Regions from separate parts of the Mus musculus genome. Here region 1 is linked to region 2. The links are chromatin contacts, found by Hi-C or POLR2A ChIA-PET in ENCODE. All regions are on one chromosome and are shown on one strand. Each heading gives the region's core, a stretch centred on a gene start or an enhancer-like site at or near the end of the contact. The rest is flanking DNA. Distances are from core to core; before and after follow the strand shown. Region 1 overlaps Serinc5 (serine incorporator 5). Region 2 holds the start of Zfyve16 (zinc finger, FYVE domain containing 16).

Evidence for each region. A loop is a pair of places that touch in the nucleus more often than their neighbours do. ChIA-PET counts read pairs that join two places held with the same protein, here RNA polymerase II (POLR2A).
Region 1: a loop to region 2 is called in a map of T-helper 17 cell, with 2.8 times the contacts of the local background. The contact joins the enhancer-like site here to the promoter of Zfyve16 in region 2. A Hi-C loop is called at or near these places in 1 of 37 maps with a recorded cell type or tissue (T-helper 17 cell). POLR2A ChIA-PET finds 5 or more read pairs at or near these places in 1 of 5 experiments (Patski).

What each region holds. Positions count from the first base shown.
Region 1 is chr13:92,629,253-92,632,857 of GRCm38, forward strand. All of the region lies in intron 1 of Serinc5 (serine incorporator 5), which reads left to right. Among named protein-coding and RNA genes, the nearest start is that of Serinc5, 20 kb to the left of the region's middle. Within about 2 kb of position 1,980, at least 1 of the 3 ENCODE cell types and tissues checked has a DNase peak (open chromatin) inside an H3K27ac peak, as active enhancers do.
Region 2 is chr13:92,528,835-92,532,329 of GRCm38, forward strand. Zfyve16 (zinc finger, FYVE domain containing 16) reads right to left here and starts at 1,976. Exons shown (of 18, transcript NM_173392.4): 1 at 1,865-1,976.

The sequences.
Region 1 (3,605 bases), core at 730-3,229, 100 kb after region 2:
CTTCATATATACATATATATACACACATGTGTGTGTATATATATGTATATATATTCATAATCGTATTTATTGATACACCCACACATACCCACACCCATGCACATCAGTGTCCCAATGAGTCAACTCACTGTTCTGACATTTTTCCTGTCTTATTGCGCCTAGTGTTGTTTTGTCTACACTAAATTTGAGTCTTGTCATTATCACTAGCATGGGGCACTTTTAGTTTTCTAGTCATATACATTTTTTAGCATATAAAATGCAGGCAGAATACAGTGGATGCCTATATACTGTCTCAACCATGCTGCCAGGCAGTGTACTATTGATGGAGCTGTCAGCTAGTCTGGCTCACAATGAGCTGATACTGATAACGGAATGGTGGCCAGTTTCTTAGTAGGGTTTAGCCACGCCCCAGTGTTGAAGAGATAAGTCTCTGCCCCTTTTTTCCCTTGAGTTTCATGATAGCTGACCTGGGCTAGCTGACAAACGGCTGAAGGCTGGGTCTTTGCTGGCAGAGCAGAGTGCAGAGTGCTTGGGAGGCTGGGGAGCCACTAGTATAGAGGAAATGGAAAACAGGTTCTGACTAATCTCTGAGCTAAAGAGATAAACTCATACCCCTACCCCAGTGCTTGCTCCCTGACTGGTGTTTTCCATGTAAACATTGACAGTAGATTTCCCATAGAGGGTGTCAGGCAGTGAGTAGACTATGAGTCGCATCAACTTCACTTAGTACTTGCCCAAGTGTTTTAATATAATCATCCTTAAAATCTCAGTGGAGGTAAGACAGTGATTCTGATGGCATGGCTACTTGTAGTCTGAGCTGTATAAGACAGATAGACAGACAGACAGACAGATACACACACACACACACACACACACACACACACACGCACGCACGCATGCACGCACGCACGCACGCATAGTCTTGCTATGTAGCCCTGGTTGGCCCATGTTGTCAGTTTGAATAAGAATGGTCCTCATAGGCTTATATATTTGAATGCTAAGTCAACAGGGAGTGGCACTATTTGAAAAGATTAGAAGGATTAGGAAGTGTGCCTTGTTGGAGTAGGTGTGGCTTTGATGGAGGAAGTGTGTCACTGGGGGTGGGGTTTGAGGTTTCAGAAGACCAAGCCAGGTCCAATGTTGTCTCAGGATGTAGCTCTCAGCTATTGCTTCAGTGCCATGCATGCCACCATTCTTAGCCATGATGACAGTGGACCAAGCCTCTGAAACTGTAAGCAAGCCACCAGTTAAATGCTTTCTTTCATAAAAGTTGCCATGATCATGATGTCTCTTCACTGCAATAGAACAGTAACTAAGATAGCCTGTTACTTGCTGTTAGCTCAGACTGGCTATGAACTTGTAGCCATCCTCCTGGCTCTCCTTTTTAGTGCTGGGATGACAGAAATTCTTTTCCCTCCCAGACAGGATCTTACCTATAGCTGAGGCTGGCCTGGAACTGTGTATTTGCAGAGTAGCTGGCCTTGAACTCACTGTAGTCTTCTTGCTTCAGCTTCTCAAATCCTGGAATTACAGGTGTTCACCCCTATACTAAGAAAGGCAGGCTGCTGTGCTGTCACCCCAGGGCAGACAGCTGTGCTGGTAAATTTTCATTTCATATTGCTGTTTGTCAGTGGAGTTCAGTGTTTTGATTGAGTGTTGAGAGCAGTATTATTGGTCAAATTACTAAACTAGGCCACTGTAATTGTCCTCAAATTCTAGGCTTTCTAAGTGATCAGAAGGGACCCTCTGCAGCCCTAGTAAAAGAGCATTGTAAAACCTTACCTACAGTGTCTAGTTTATATATTAATGATTATTTTATTTTCTTATGAATGATAATTTTAAATGATTTTTACAGTATAACCTGCAAATCAGGGTAGTAGTCAGTGTACGCGTAGGAAATTCAATCCGTGGTTTGGTCTGCTTATGTAAAGCATCTGTCAGCATCTTAAGGGAGGAGGCTTTTGCTCTAGGCCTTTCTTCTGTAGTTTGCCTTGAGATTAAAGTTGCTGAAGTGTTTGGAAAGCAGCTGCTGCGGAAAAACTTAGTTGGACTGGGCTTGTATCACAGAGTAAGTTTTAAGCACTGTGGTTTGAAGTCATGTTCCAGTAGGAATAAGTGACTAGATAGCATTCTTTGCTCCTCACGAAACCGTGTCTAGTCAAGAGAGAAGTAGGACAAGCGCATATACAACCTCGAGCCGTGTTTATGAGAAGACGAAGAGCCGAAGGAAAACTGGACTTCTGTTTACACAACATTTTTATAGACTGACTAATTGCATTTTGAAACAAAGCTTGTAGAGTCTTGGTGGAATTCTCCCCAGCTTTTTGTTCTTGGACTCTGTTGTACTTTAATGGAGGGCTAGCTCTCACAGTTGGCTCTGATCTTGGTTCACAGGAACCAAGGAGGAATTTGGTCTTTTGTTCCTGACTTCATGCTCTGATGTACAGTGGTGTGCCCAGAAACAACGGCAGTGCTTTGTAACCATAGTAATGAAACTTGTCTGACTTGGATTCTGTATCCATGGCTTTGCTAGTGTTGTGTAAGGACCCTGGAGCACTTTTGACTTAACTCCATTGCCTTGCTGTTTTTGTTTTAGAGCTGACAGAATCCTTAAAGCAGTTTGTCTGCTGGAGTATCTTCACTGGCTATCTAGGATAATATACATGAAAGGCTTATCCGCTTAGCCACTTAGCCACAACTTGTGAATCAGTGCTTAGCTTCTTAGGGTGACATCCCTCCTAAGGTGGCCTTCTTCGCAGCTTGTGGAGAGTTACACACCTCAGCTTTGGAGCCTTTGCTCTCTGGGAAAGGAGAGATAGATGGGCTTGTGTAGGGTCTTCAGAGTAGAGGGATCTGATAGGACCATGCAAAGTAAATCGGTCTACATGAGAGGGGGTGAGGGCTCATGAGATGGCTCACAAACCAGGTGACCTGAGTTCATTTCCTGGGACCTATCTGGTTGGAGGAGAGAACTGACTCCTGCAAGTGGTCCTGGAACCTCCGCATGCGTATTGCTTCCCCACTCCTATACACATAAAAGCCTACACATCTCATTGAGCGCTGTACTGTTAGAGCAGCCGATACGAAGCTGTGGAGTATCACGTTGGAGTTTACACTTTTCATTATCAAATTTATTTTTATGTACTTATCTACCACCAAACTCAAAAACTAGCCAAACAGTCCAGGCTGTCCTGGAACTCACTCTGTAGCCTAGGTTGGCCTCAGATTTACAACTCTATTGCCTTAGTGTTATGAGGACTCTATGCCAAAAACAGATACGTGGTGTCTTTTTACCATGGTAGAATTCATTAAAAACAAATGCACACAGTAAGTCAGTTTCTTTGACTGCAGTTTATGGAGTAGTCCTGTTTAGACCATTGGGCCTGCCTGCCTGCCCCAGGACCTCCTACAGCAGAGGCCACAACGGGAAGTGGATATTTGTTACCATCCACATATTCACTGTCAAGTTTCTAATGAGGAGTCTGGGAAATGCAACAGAATTTGACAGATTTTTCAGCATTGGGAAATACAATTGGCCATGGAGGGGCACGTGGGAGCTGGAATGTAGAGGTCACAAGCTAGGAGCATACACGGATAGGATGTAA
Region 2 (3,495 bases), core at 726-3,225:
TCTGTACAGTAGTAGTCTCTTGGAGACGGAAACAAAGGGGAAGGCTGGCATTACCAACAGATCCCCACGCTGGGTGACTGGGGAAACCAATAGCAATGCATTGACCATCACAGGCAACTCAAGAGGAGCAGGAAGAAGGAAAACACCTTCTGGACTACTGCCTGAAGTACCTTGAGAACATCCCGGGGAAGATGTCCAAGACACTGTTGAATGTAAGAACCTGGAATACAGAGAGGATTCTGAGATAAAGATTTGTAAATCAGTAATGCACCACTGTGAATGGAAGCGACCTAGGAAAAGATACAGAAGAATATAGAAGCCTGACATGAAACAACTAATGATCCCTAAACCTGTGTGCATAAAGCTATGACCTGGGTTACACATACTTCTGTAGAACTATCCAATACACAACGCTGAAAGAAAGAAAATCACAAAACTCTGTACAACATAAATCCATTTTCCACAAAAATTGTTAAAATAGTATTAGCAAGGGGGAAAATACGGAGGAACAAGTACTAAACTAAATCTAGTGTAGGGATTATGTAAGCCTTTCAAAGCTAAATTATGTCTCTCTACATTTTACTTAAAAAGAGAAAAGGAGATAATTTTATTATTTTCCTTAAAAATGATATAAAATATTCTAACAATATAAAAATAATAAAAATATATTAGAAGGCAGTTGGACACTAGACTGTAAGGGGTATAAAATTGTGAAAGACAGTAATATGATCATGAAGAAAATGTTCAATGTACATTAGAATTAGAATTTAAAAACAACCAAGATTTTTTAATATAATAAAGTATTTGCTTCATTGTATGACTATTTTTAAGTGAATATGTGAAGAAAAAAAAGAATTTCCAGAGTTTTAATTTTCAAAATGGTAAATATTCTGCATTAACAATTACATTTTCTTGAATATTTTTCAATTGTCATTATCTTCAACCATATAGGATACTATGTGTAATTGGCATTATGACTGGGGACAAAAAAATTAGTTTTATTTGTAAGGTAGCTACTTCAAAAGATTGTTTTTGCTCATATTATTATGTGTATAGTAAAAAAATGTAATGGGTATATGTGTACAGCTTTTAAAAACATGGGAAAGGTGAGCAACACTCTTATCATTTTAAGTTTAAAATGCAACAGGGGCCAAAAAAAAAAAAAAAAAAAAAAAAAAAGGACAAAGAAAAATGTCAAAATGGTAAGCGGCTGGTTACTTTTGCACGGTGGAATGGTGACTAGCTCATTCCTAATTCCCTCCTCTAATTTTTAAATAGCTTGCCACTAAATGTGTAGTTTAATATCAAAGAGAAGGGGGAAAAAAGAAGTTATGTGAAAAATCGGACAGACACGATCAAACCACTAAACTTTTGCCAACTCGAGAAATGCCAAACTCAGCCGAGTAAGTGACGGAACCGGATGACATCACCAACTTATTCTTTGAATTAAAAGATGAAGTTAATATTTAAATTTACGGGCTGGTTTTCTGACATGGCTAACCAAGAACATGAGTCTGGAATGTAACAAATTGCAATCACGGTCGCACAAACAGGTTAACTGTTAAAAGTTAAGGTCATCTCTTCAGAGGCACCAAAGACAGCGAGCGAACACTGAGGCATCAGTGAAACGGAGGAGGCGGCGACAACAGGCGCCGCGGGGACTCGCGGGATCCAGTGCGGCCCGACCCGGCCCAGCCCAGCCCGCGATGGGGTCGGGTATCTCGGCCGCACAGAGCCCAGGGTGGCAGGCGGGTCCCGGAGGAAGGCGAGGCCGGGCCGTCGCAGCCTAGCGAGTCCGAGGCCGCCCCGCCCCTCCGCCCGCAGTACGCTGAGGAGAGGCCGGTGGCGGCTCCGAGGCTCTTACCTCCCCACACCCCGCCGAGCTCTCGGGGACTCGACGCGACGCCGCAGTGAGGCGTGAAGAGTAACCCGGCCACGACACCCAGGACAGCGCGACGCCAGCCTAGAGCTCGTCCCCAGCCGACCTAGCAGAGAAGGGCGCAGGCGCAGAGAATGCTTCCCGCTGCCACGCCCCCTCCGGGAGGCTTGATCTATGCGCATGCGCGCTGCTCGGGTCCGAGCCAGTCCACGCGGGCGCGCCGGAAGTGGCCAGGCGACTCCGTTGGGATCCTGCGCTCGGACGCTGTTCCAAGGACGCTCTTCTGCTGGCCTCAGGAGGTGACTAGTGCCACAGCTCAGCTGACCCGGCACTCCGGTTTGCACCAGCCAAATCCAGCGGCCGACACTGTATCTCACCTCCGGGCAGCTCCTAAATGCCGGTCCTTGGGTGAGCGGATTGGCCGACGCCGCCCTGCACTTCTGGCTGTACTTCTGCATTTCCAACCCTCTGTAGCCTCCAGAGCGGCTGCTGTCTAAAACCAGAAGCCAGCTACCCTCTCGGAAGGAGATGCCCGATGCCTCGCGCGCGCTCTCTGCTTCGGCCTTCGCATTTTCACCACGAGTTTTCTAAAATTCAAAGAGAGCGAAGAGAAAATTAGTATCCGGACCAGCTTGGGGACTGCTGGCTCGCCTAGGCTTTCGAGAGATTACAAGCGTTATCGCTGCTGTGATTTGTACTCAAGAGACTTCACAGTCAGAGCTCAGGTCCTCAATTCAGTAATTGGCAACTGTAGTTTATCTTTCAGAGATTCTGCATCTCTACTTCTGGTTCCCCTTCTAAACTCTGATTTTTGCCAAGAGCAAAACTTTTGGTTGTGTAAGGTGACTGGCCTGTTCTTTGACAGACAATGCAAAAGAGATGCTTCGCTTACATTAGCTAATTAATCTTAAGAATAATTCCACAAGGGCTGGAGAGATGGCTCAGCCGTTAAAGGCTAGTCTCACAACCAAAAATATAAGAATAATTCTACAAAGTACAGTGTGTATTTTCACTTTTATACGTTGGACACTGTCACAGATAAAATGGGGCCGTCGTCTTTTTGGAACCTCAATTCAGAAGCAGTGGCTTGTGCATACAAATTAGGGGCAAAAGTATATAGTACAATGTAAGGACAAATAAGAGTTATTTTAAATGAACAAAACAACATTTTAAAGTATATGCAAATCAGTTCACAAAATAGCATGTCTACCACATTTTATTGATGTTCAAACTTAATATAGCAGAAACAGTGTATTCTCCATAAATCTGTTTTACCAATTTGCTTAATTTATAGATGAATTCATTGGTGAGAATAGTGTGGATACTCTCATATCCTGGTGTGGATATAAGTTAACACAAATTCACATATAAAGTAGGACTTTTGAAAGAACCTGCTTAGTAGCCAGGTACAGTAGCCCAAATTCCCTCCCCAGGAACACCTGTAAGGAGAAGCAAGGTAAAGACAGAACTTCCAGAAGGAAAGACAGAAACCAATGGGGACCTGAGAGGGAGAGCAGTCTGTCTGTCTTTCTTGCCTCACTCCTATTCTTGAAGTATGTTCTTGATATTGAAACTATGAATCCAGTCCCCTATTTCCTCCTTCTTTTTTCACTACC